2 separate regions of the Homo sapiens genome follow, and region 1 is linked to region 2. The links are chromatin contacts, found by Hi-C or POLR2A ChIA-PET in ENCODE. All regions are on one chromosome and are shown on one strand. The core of a region is the stretch at or near the end of the contact, and the rest is flanking DNA. Distances in the headings are between cores, read along the strand shown. Region 1 has its middle 23 kb from the start of SYNPO2. Region 2 holds the start of ARLN (allregulin).

What was found. A loop is a pair of places that touch in the nucleus more often than their neighbours do. ChIA-PET counts read pairs that join two places held with the same protein, here RNA polymerase II (POLR2A). Pooled maps may share reads with other maps.
Region 1: a pooled map shows a loop between it and region 2 (2.2-fold over the local background). The contact joins the enhancer-like site here to the promoter of ARLN in region 2. A Hi-C loop is called at or near these places in 1 of 37 single-sample maps with no recorded cell type and 7 of 50 pooled maps. POLR2A ChIA-PET finds 5 or more read pairs at or near these places in 3 of 52 experiments (CD4-positive, alpha-beta T cell, WTC11 and activated B cell).

Annotation. Positions count from the first base shown.
Region 1 is chr4:118,863,119-118,868,573 of GRCh38, reverse strand. It overlaps a transcript of SYNPO2 not described here. Among named protein-coding and RNA genes, the nearest start is that of SYNPO2, 23 kb to the left of the region's middle. RefSeq lists a silencer at 3,192-3,301. Within about 2 kb of position 3,378, at least 2 of the 41 ENCODE cell types and tissues checked have a DNase peak (open chromatin) inside an H3K27ac peak, as active enhancers do.
Region 2 is chr4:119,298,301-119,303,991 of GRCh38, reverse strand. It overlaps ARLN (allregulin), which reads left to right and starts at 3,347. Exons shown (of 2, transcript NM_001001701.4): 1 at 3,347-3,656; 2 at 5,213-5,691. The coding sequence starts at 3,457. The coding sequence ends at 5,213. RefSeq lists enhancers at 3,374-3,603, 3,704-3,753.

The sequences.
Region 1 (5,455 bases), core at 2,129-4,628, 440 kb after region 2:
TGAAAAATTCCTTCTCTTAAATGATTTAAAATGTCTTTCAAAAATCCTTTCTCTTTTTAAATAAAAGGCAGATTTCTTTATCAAAACATTGATGTGATGTTTGAAAAAGTAATCTGTTCTGCCAAATATCTGTAAAATTTCAAAAAAAGTAAAAATTTTTTGAAAGGCATCCATTAACCTACATGAAAATTTGCACAAATTGACAATTTTAAAATGTAATGTTATTATTATAAGAAAATTTAATTCACAGGTGAAATATGTGAGATACGTTGTTTCTTATGTATATCATTCATGAATGCATTTTAAAAAATCCAATAATCACCCAAATTTAGAAAATCAGTTTGAAAAACAATAAAATCTAGACCAGGTGTGTTACAGTTTTGGAGAAATAAAATGTTTTACAAGAGCATCTAATTTTTTTTAATATGTAAAATTCAACAGAACCATTGCACAAAAAAATTTAAATAAGATTTTGTCTCTTACTCCAATATTTTTCATTAAATACGTAGTTTTTTTTTTTTTTTTAAATGAAAGGAGGGGAGGAGTAGATTAGGTCACTGCAACTTTTTTTCCTATGAAGTACATGTTTTTATTCAAAGTTAAACATGACAGAGACTGACTGTAGGGAAATGTTCAGTCCAAAAACACAATCAGATAATGATCATTGAAACTGATTTTACTTCATTTTTTCCGAATTCATCTTATCCTGCCTTAATAATAAATGAAATCCAGATGTTGGAATGATGCAAGATACTTTGCTTTAGATCTAAAGCAGAGGCATGCTTTCTACTAAGAATAGTGTTCATTTGAAAAACAAACTAGGTTTTTTGAGAAAATTGTTTTGACCAAGGAACTCCTGGCATATAATTTTTTCAGAAGAAGGTCAAACAACATGTAATGTGTTTAATGTAAAAAAAATACATGAGGAAAGATGAGTAAGTAACCACTTTTAATAAATACACTGATTTTTTAAATCGGTAGGCATGACTGATTTGTACCGAAGCATTCATTCACTATGTCCTATTCTCTTTGTAACAAATAATTACACTTTTGCAACAGGGTAGTAAAGGTTACAGAGGCAGTCTAAGACTGAAAAAAAAAAAAAAGAAAGAAACTAATAGGAACCACAAGGAATTATCTCTATAATGGTAAAACTAAACCCTTTGGCATTATTCTTTAACCACAGCATTTGGCTCACCCAATACACAATAATACAGGCAGATACAGTAAGATCTTTCATTGCATCTAGTTATTTGAAAGAAAACAATTAAGTTCAATATATATTTTTAGGTAAATCTGAGAAAAGTTAAATATGAAGTCAATATATTAGATACTGTAGATGCAAACTCTTGGTTCTTTTAAAGTGTTTAAGGTCTAGAGCAAACGTTCGCAAACTATGGCCCAGGGGTCATATGGTCTCTGTGGAAACTATTCTGTGGTCTTAGTGCAAAAGTTGCCATAAGCAATATGTGAATGAATGGGTGTGAATGTATTGCAATAAAACGTTATTTCAAAAAGAGGTAACAGCTATATTTGGCCCCTAAGTTTCAGTTTGTTAACCCCTCAGTTAGACTTTAAAAAAAAGGAGAACTAAAGAAATGAATAACTTTAAAAAGTTCTTTGAAATTCTGTTTCTGGATATTAGGGTGTATTAGTCCATTCTCACACAGCTATAAAGAACTACCTGAGACTGGGTGATTTATGAAGAAAAAAGGTTTAATAGGCTTACAGTTCCACATGGCTGGTGAGGCCTCATGAAACCTACAGTCGTGGCTGAAGGAGAAGGGGGAGCAAGCACATCTTCACATGGTGGCAAGGGAGAGAGAAAGAGTGAAGGGGGAAGTGCTGCACAGTTTCAAACAACCAGATCTTGTGGAAACTCTATCATGAGAACAGCAAGGGGGAGGTCCACCCCCATGATTCAATCACCTCTCACTTTGCAATTCAACATGAGATTTGGGTGGGGACACAGAACCAAACCATATCAAAGGGGATATGTTTCAGCAGAAATAAAAACTCCCACAAAGGAGTACTAGTAAACCTAAGAAGTGCTCAACCAACTAGGGCCAGGTGGTGCCAAGATTCCAAAGAAGGGCAAGAGACTGAGAATATGAGCTTTGCTTAGAGATAGAACTGTGCTGGGAGCAAAGAAATCGGCAAAGCCTTGACCATTTTCGTGGTGTTGGAGCAGTCGTTCTCAACCAAGGGTAGTTTTTCCTCCACAGCACATCTGACAATGTTTGGGGACATTTTTGATTGCCAGGTTAGTGTGGGGGTCGGGGAGTGGGAGGGCGTTCCTACTTGGATTTAATGAGTAGAGGCCAGGGATGCAGCTAAACATCCTACAATGCACACAATGGGCTCACACCACAAATAATGAATTATCTGGCCCAAAATGTCAATAATACTGCAATTGGAAAACTATGGGCTACAAAGACAAAACTGGAGACAAACATACACATGCATCAAGGGGTTTATAATTCTTATTCCTGACTTTGGCTCAGATGTTTTCTCAAACCATTTTGTTAGATTCTTACAGTCTCTGGTGTGAAATGTTTCTGTCCCTATTAAATTCTACACATGAAGTGTTGTGAATCAGCTTCACTCTCCTGGGTTCCAATCCCACACCAGCCACATTCATTCTCAGCAGAACACTTTATCATTTACCTTATGATTTGGTTACAATTATCCTACAAACACTCTTTCTACTTTCTTGTTTTCCACATAACTTCACCCATTGTTTTCCTTAATTATAAAAGAGCATCTCTTCTTTATTAAGGAAATGCCTTATCAGTTCTCTTTCCCCTATTCGAATAAAAATCACTTTTTTTAACCGTGCTTTTTCAGGTTATTCTTTCATCTCCCTCCTTCCTCCTGTTTCCAAAGTTTTGAAAGAGTAGTCAATAAGTACTGCATCTACTTGATTATACCCTAGCATCTGTTTCAGTGACTCTGTAAACACTCTCAGCCAAATCTCAACCATAAAACAAAGATCTTTCTTCAGTCATAACCCTTGACACTGTTTAAAACTTCCTGTGTCCTTCTCTGACACTTACCAACCTGATTCTGTCATCTTTTATTGTCCCTTCACCATCCTACCCACTAAATATGCTCCACAAGATTTTAATGCTTCTTGTTTCAATTATCAAACGTGTCTGTTTCAAATCCACCCTTCCATATTCGGCTTTATGGTGCTTCAGCACAAAAATCTCAAATCGCCTTTCTGCTTTGCCAGCTGCTCTATGTCATGTCTGTCAATAGATGGCACTAGACAGAGAGACTGCATTGCCAGAACAGAGAGAGGAGACTTGCTCCTACCTGCTTCCAGTTCCTACCGCAGTGAGTTCCAGTGGCAGCTGCTGATTCCAGTGCGTAGCTATTCCAACACTTGCAGAACCAGTCTCCTCCAGCCTCCTCCAAGACTCCAGCAATAGCTGTGGCAACCCCCTCCTAAGATGTCTGGCCTGGCCCCACAAATTCCCACCTTCAAATTTCCAAGTTTTATTAATTCCAACATATTCCTTTTGTTCCCTCAGACCTCTGGGGGCAAGGTTTGGGGGAGCTGCTTCTTTGAGTTTCTGCCTTTACGATGCCTTGATATTCATATTTGCTTTTCAATTATTTACTAATAGAGCCAGTAATAAATAGAAATATATATAATGTAGCTATCAGTATCTTACTTATTCAACAGGATATTATTGTAACTTGGCCTGCAAAAAACACGTTTCATCTATAAAGACACACATAGGCTGAAAATGAAGGGATAAAAAAAGATATTCCAAGCTAATGAAAGCCAGAAAAAGAGCAGGATTAGCTATATTTATATCAGACAAAACAGATTTCAAGACAGATACCATAAGAAGAGACAAAGAAGATCACTATATAATGATAAAGGGGTAAATTCAGCAGGAGGCTAAAACAATTGTAAATAAATACATACCCAACACTAGAGCACGCACCCGGATATATAAAGCAAATATTACTAGAGCTAACGAGACAGACAGATCGAAATACAACAATAGCTGGAGACTTCAACACCCTACTTTCAGCATCAGACAGATCTTTCAGACAGAAAATCAACAAAGAAACATCAGACTTAATCTGCACCATAGGCTAAATGGACCTAATAGATATTTACAGAACATTTCATCCAACGGCTGCAGAATACACATTCTTTTCCTCAGCACATGGATCATTCTCAAGGATAGACCATATGTTCGGTTATAAAACAAGTCTTTAAAAAATTTAAAATAGTATCAAGCATCTTCTCCGACCACAATGGAATAAAATCAATAATAAGAGGAATTTTAGAAACTGTACAAACACATGGAAATTAAACAATGCTCTCCTGAAAAATTGGTGGGCCAATAAAGAAACTAAGAAAGAAATTTAAACATTTCTTGAAACAAATAATAATGGAAGTACAACATTCCAAAATCTATGGAATACAGCAAAAGCAGTACTAAGAGGAAAGTTTATAGCTATAACTGCCCACATCAGAAAAGAAGAAAAACTTCAAATAAACAAGCTAGTGATGCGTCTTAAATAACTGGAAAAACAAGAGCAAACCAAACCCAAAATTAGTCGAAGAAAAGAAATAATAAAGATCAGAGCATAAATAAATAAAATTGGAATGAAGAAAACAGTACAAAAGATCAATGAAGCAAAGATGGGCACAGTGGCTCATGCCTGTAATCCCAGCATTTTGGGAGGCTGAAGCGGGTGGATTACCTCAGAAATTTGAGACCAGCCTGGTCAACATGGAAAAACCCCTTCTCTATTAAAAACGCAAAAATTAACCGGGTGTGATGGCTTGCGCCTGTAGTCCCAGCTACTGGGAAGACTGAGGCAGGAGAATTGCTTGAACCTGGGAGGTGGAGGTTGCAGTGAGCCAGGATCACGCCACTGCACTCCAGCATGGGTGATGGAGCAAGGCTCTATCTCAAAAAAAAAAGATAAATGAAACAAAAAGTTGATTTTTTGAAAAGTTAAGCAAAATTGACAAACATTAGCAGAGTAAGAAAAAAGAGAGAAGACCCAAATAAATAAAATCAGAGATGAAAAAGGAGACATTACCAAATGATACTGCAGAAATTCAAAGGATTATTAGTGACTACTATAAGCAACTATATGACAATAAATTGGAAAATCTAGAAAAAATGGATAATTTCCTAGACACATACAACCTACCAAGATTGAACCAAGAAGAAATCCAAACCCTGAACAGACCAATAACAAATAACAAGATTGAAGCCATAATAAAAAGTCCTCCAGCAAACAAAAGATCGGGGCCTGAAGCCTTCACTGCTGAAGTCTATCAAACATTTAAAGGACAAATACAAATCCTACTCAAACTATTCCGAAAAATAGAGGAGAAGGGAGTACTTCCACAATCAATCTATGAGGCCAGTATTGCCCTGATATCAAAACCAGACAAATACACATTTGAAAAAAG
Region 2 (5,691 bases), core at 2,098-4,597:
AGCCAGATTAATAGTGGGTATAAAGGTGGGAACTGCTAAGGCCAAGATGAAGATAAAAGAGAAGCTGCAACCTAGTTATGATGATAGTACAACTCTTTCTTTGTTAGAGCATGGAGGGAACATGGTCTGGCTCTGTCATCAAGGCTGAAGTGCAGTGGCACAATAACAGTTCACTGCAGCCTCGACCTCAAGTGATCCTCCCAATTCAGCCTCCTGAGTAGCTAGGACTACAGGTGTGTGCCACCACACTTAGCTAACTTTTCTATTTTTTGTAGAGATGGGATTTCGCCATGTTGCTCAGGCTTGTCTCGAACACCTAGGCTCAAGCAATCCACCCACCTTGGCCTCCCGAAGTGCTGGGATTACAGGTGTGAACAACAGCGCCCAGCAGATAGTACAACTCTTAAACAAAGAAAACTATTGAAGATATACAAAGGAGTAAGAATGAAAGAGAACAGCCTGGGTGCAGTGGCTCATGCCTGCAATCCCAGCACTTTGGCAGGCCGAGGCGGGCGGATCACCTGAGGTCAGGAGTTCAAGACCAGCCTGGCCAACATGGCGAAACTCTGTCTCTACTAAAAATACAAAAATTAGCCAGGCGTGCTGGCAGACGCCTGAAATCCCAGCTACTCAGGAGGCTGAGGCAGGGAGAATCGCTTGACCCCATGAGGTGGAGGTTGCAGTGAGCCAAGATCGCACCATTGCACTCCAGCCTGGGCGACAGAGCAAGACTCCGTCTCCAAAAAAAAAAAAAAAAAAAGAATTGAAGAGAACAATAACAACAAAATGAATAAATAAAATGACCCAGAAGATGGAGAAATAACCTGTGGTACCAATCAACAGGGTTGTTGCTAGGACAGGTACTCAACTTGAAAAGGAGGAAAAGACAAAGTTAAGATGAGAAAGAATAATTTAAGATAAACACATATATTTCCAGATGAAAATTACAGTAACCAAATTCTCCACTGTTGGAGAGGTTATTCTATAAAATTAATTTAATTCCTAGGATGATCATGAGGATGCTTTATCACATGGATATACTGGCTTGAGAGCTGCATACGAAAAATTTGCATTATCCCTTAGGTTAAAGCAAAATTCATCATCATCTCCCTCCTGAAAACTTATTGCACTTGAAGTTCAGAAGATCTGTAACGTCTTCTTAAAAACACTTAGCTGTCTTTGGCCTGATGGTTATAGCATTTTCATACACCACCTTCTCCACCCCAGCTCAATCAGATTAATTGTGCTGACAGAATTATGGAAGTGTTGGATCATGGTTGCAGTGCAATGATTCAATCTGTAGTCCCTGGTGCATATTTTTCAGTTGAACATGTGAAGTAGAAAGTTCAAGGTGGTTGGACAAGTGCCGAGGTATTGCATGACTGACAGTGAACCTGGATTTCAGTACAGTACTTTTTAAAATTTAAATTGCTTTGATAATGGCAAATGCCAACTGAGCAAGGTGGCTCATGCCTGTAATCCCAGTACTTTGGGAAGTCGAGGCAGAAGGATCACTTGAGGCCAGTAGTTCAAAATCAGCCATAACACACTCTAAACTCATTTCTGTAATGTGGAATAATCAACAATCAGTGGGACTTTTACAAGGGTAAAGTCGGAAATAGAATCTTTCAACTGAATTTAGTTTAAATAACCCCTCCTTATTTGCACTAGTTGCTCTTCCAAGTCTGGCAGACGTTCCTGACTCTAGAACAGATCATACTGTCAACATCCCCTCATGATGAGCATGTGACTCTGGGCCAAAGACAAGTTTAAAACCATTTCAAGACCTGTTCAGTTTATGTCATGCTTCTTCAACACTAATAATCTCAATAATTTTTTATCAATCCTACTTCAATAACTAGGAGTAATTGATCCTACCTTGTCAGCGAGAAGAATGCTTCCATCTCTGGTAGAGGCAATTGTTTATTTGCCTTTCCTAATTTTTGTAAAGATTCAATGCCACTTAAGCCCAGGGTCTTTTTGTCTACTACCATCAGACAATCTGTATTACAGCACACAATCTAATTAATTCTCAGGTAATGGCCCTCTCATCCCAGAATCTACAAAGCATTTTTCTTGAAAGGTCGTATACTATCTTTGTCTCTAAAACCTGGCAATTGATTTGGAGGCAAATTGGAGCAAGGTTAGGAAGCTATGGAACAGCTTTAAGAGTGCTGGATTTGGAGTTAATTTTAGGCTTTATAATTTTTTTAGTAACCTTAGACAATTCACTCCTTTTGTGTCTCATTTCCTAATTCTATAAGATGGAGTACTGCCCCTTCAAAGAGGTTTTACGACGATTTAATGACTTTGTAAAAACACAACTACAGTCTTATCTCCATTTACTATGCACCAAGAGAACCACTTATATGTCTGGGTGCCCGTTATTTTCTGAACAATTCAGGAATCATAATGTGACAAGAAAGAGAATATTTGAAATTGGACCCACGAGGTAAAATCCAGGCAGTATAGGTCATTTTCTTCCTGCTAGCATTCTGTTCTTGCTGAGGCTCACACTCAAAGTCAAATAACCTTTGGGTTATTCTTCCCACCCCCATTTCCCCCCAGATGGAGTCTCGCTCTGTTGCCCAGGCTGGAGTGCAATAGTGGCACGATCTCAGCTCACTGCAACCTCCGCCTCCCGGGTTCAAGCGATTCTCCTGCCTCAGCCTCCCGAGTAACTGGGATTACAGGCGCCTGCCACCACGCCCGGCTAATTTTTGGATTTTTTTTTTTTTTTTTTTTTTTTTAGTAGAGACGGGATTTCAGCATGTTGGCCAGGCTGGTCTCGAACTCCTTACCTCAGGTGATCCGCCCGCCTCGGCCTCTCAAAGTGCTGGGATTACAGGGGGGCGCGGCCAGGTTATTCTTAAACCCACTCCCTTGAAGTACCTGCAAAATGCTCACGTGCTGCTCTCTGGCCCGTTTGGAAACTCAGTCCCGTGAGTAGGACGTCCACCTCATTGGTGGTGTTTAAATATTAAGTGTCAAATGCTAGAGACAGTACAAAACCCACCAGAGGGGGCCTTCCTAACACGTTGGCATAAGGATCCAAACGGAATACGGGGATAGGAGAGGTGACCTCGTGCAGTTTCAGGGAGGAGTCCATCACCTGACTGGACTGGGCCTTTCAGGGGGACGAGAACGTATTTCTTCCAACGAAACCTGAATAACCAGCTATCTGCCTGGGACGCCGCGAGGCAGAAGTAGGCGGGCCCATTGACTTAGTGTCAAGGCGGAGGCCGCGCTTCATGCCAGCGGTCACGGAGGCAGCGGAAAGCCGAGCCAGGCGCCTGCGCGCTGGGAAGAGTAGGTTCAGAGTGCATTCCGGAACCCGGGGCGCGGCGCACTGCGCAGGCGGCCGGACTCCGCTCAGTTTCCGGTGCGGCGAACACCAAAGTCCGGGAACTTAAGCATTTTCGGTTTCTAGGGTTGTTACGAAGCTGCAGGAGCGAGATGGAGGTGGACGCACCGGGTGTTGATGGTCGAGATGGTCTCCGGGAGCGGCGAGGCTTTAGCGAGGGAGGGAGGCAGAACTTCGATGTGAGGCCTCAGTCTGGGGCAAATGGGCTTCCCAAACACTCCTACTGGTTGGACCTCTGGCTTTTCATCCTTTTCGATGTGGTGGTGTTTCTCTTTGTGTATTTTTTGCCATGGTGAGTATCTCGAATGCAAAATTGGGGTGGTAAGGAGCTTAGAGATCATTTGCTCGCTTTTGGGCGGGGAGGGGACTGAATTCCAGAGAGTTTATATATGTCCAAGATCACACAGCTGGTGAGTGGCGCAGTCGGGTGGGTGGGGGAGAAGGACTAGGAGTAAAATGTCCTTCTTTAGCACGTCCGTGGGAGTCTCCAAAGAAGTGTGGAGAAAACTTGGCGTCATATTTTCTCATGATTTGGAATGAAACCAGCTAGGCTTGAGTTCCTGCAGCACCATGAAGCGACCGGAGAAGTTATTTCGCCTTTTGGAGCTTTATTTTTTCATCTGCCATTTGGGACCATTAGTAACCCAGGTCATAGGGGTGTAGTGAAGATTGAGATCGTAGTGATTTGCATGTTGCCTGGCAGTAGTAAGTGCTCAACGAAAGCTATTTTTACTATACAGCTGTTTAACCATGAGCAGACCACGCAGCTGTCTCAAACTAAACATGTCCAAAACTGAACTCTTAACAGCTTCTTACCCAAATTTACTTGCCTTGCAGCGTTACCATTTCAGTAAACGCCAACTTTATCCACCGTTACCTCCCAGAAACCTGAGACACTTTGCCCTTTTCTTACACACATCCACATATCCTAAAACACCAAGTTACAAAATTCTGTAGAGTTTACTTGTAAAACCCATGCTCTCCATTTTCATCGCCACTCGCTCTGAAAAGACAATTCTGGCAGAGGGTAAAGGAAGGGAACTTAAGAGAATAGGGCAGGAGGAAGCAGACACCAAATGGAGATGGTGTTAAGAGACAAGCTAAGGAGAAGCAGTGAGATGAAACAGGGCTCCTATGGGAGAAGAGCAGTGTAGCCCATCTAGACAGCTCTCCTGGACTTTGGAGTTGATTGTTCACTCACTGTTAACTCCTTAGTCACCATGCCTATGAGTTACTTCTGAAATTCTCACTTCTTGATAGGCAGTCACTTCTTCTACACCCCCAACCCCCATCCTATATTTTCACCAAGATTTGGGTGTCTTAAGCCTCACTGTCTCATTTCTTGGATGGTGTAGTAAGTTAGAGAAGACAGAGAGGGCCAGGCACAGTGGCTCACGCCTGTAGTCCCAGCTACTTGGGAAGCTGAAATAGGAGGATTGCTTGAGCTGGGGAGGTCGAGGCTTCAGTGAGCTGTGAACGTGCCACTATACTCCAGTCTGGGAGACAAAGCAAACCCTGTCTCAAAAAAAGGGGTGGCAGGGGAGCGAGAGGGATTAATGGGAGGATGGCAAAAGGGATAGGGATTTCTATAAAATTCTCTGTCAAGCCATTTGTAAAGGGAGAGTTTTACTCTCCCTCCCTGTTTTGGTAGAGACTGATAATCTCAAATACAGTGGGTTTTGTGTGTGTGTGTGTTTTTATGACCTGAACTTTCAGCTCTGGATAGAAAATAGAGGCCTTACAAGAAATGTTCTAGGCTTTTCTTTTTATCAATATGTAAATAGGCATAAAGTGTTAAAAACTGGGAAGATAAAGCACATATTGCTGACAAATACTTGCTTTTTACAGACTTGTTCGCTGATATCTAAATTAAGAAGTTGGTTCTTGAGTGAATTCTGAAAATGGCTACAAACTTCTTGAATAAAGAAGACAGGACTCTCAATAGAAGAATTTCACATCTCCAAGGGACCCTTCCTTTCATTTTACACTTTGTTACTAATTTGCAGAACTCTATTAATTGGGTAGGATTTCACCCATTCCTAGCTAAGTTCTTAAAATTAAACCCTTTGGTTCGTGTTTAAAAACTTTCAAACATCTGATGGCTTTACAGGGGCTGAATATAAAAGCATTTGTACTTAAAGGTCTTGTGTATTCATTAAGAAATATAGTAATGTCTTTTAATGTTTTAAGAGTTGATCAGGGTTTACTATGATGCAAGTAATAGGATGATTAATAAGGGAAGGTTTTTATGAATTCAAAAGTCAATTATTCAAAAGCAGGGAAAGATTTTGAGAGAGGGAACAAAGTATTCTTAGATTGCGTAGAAG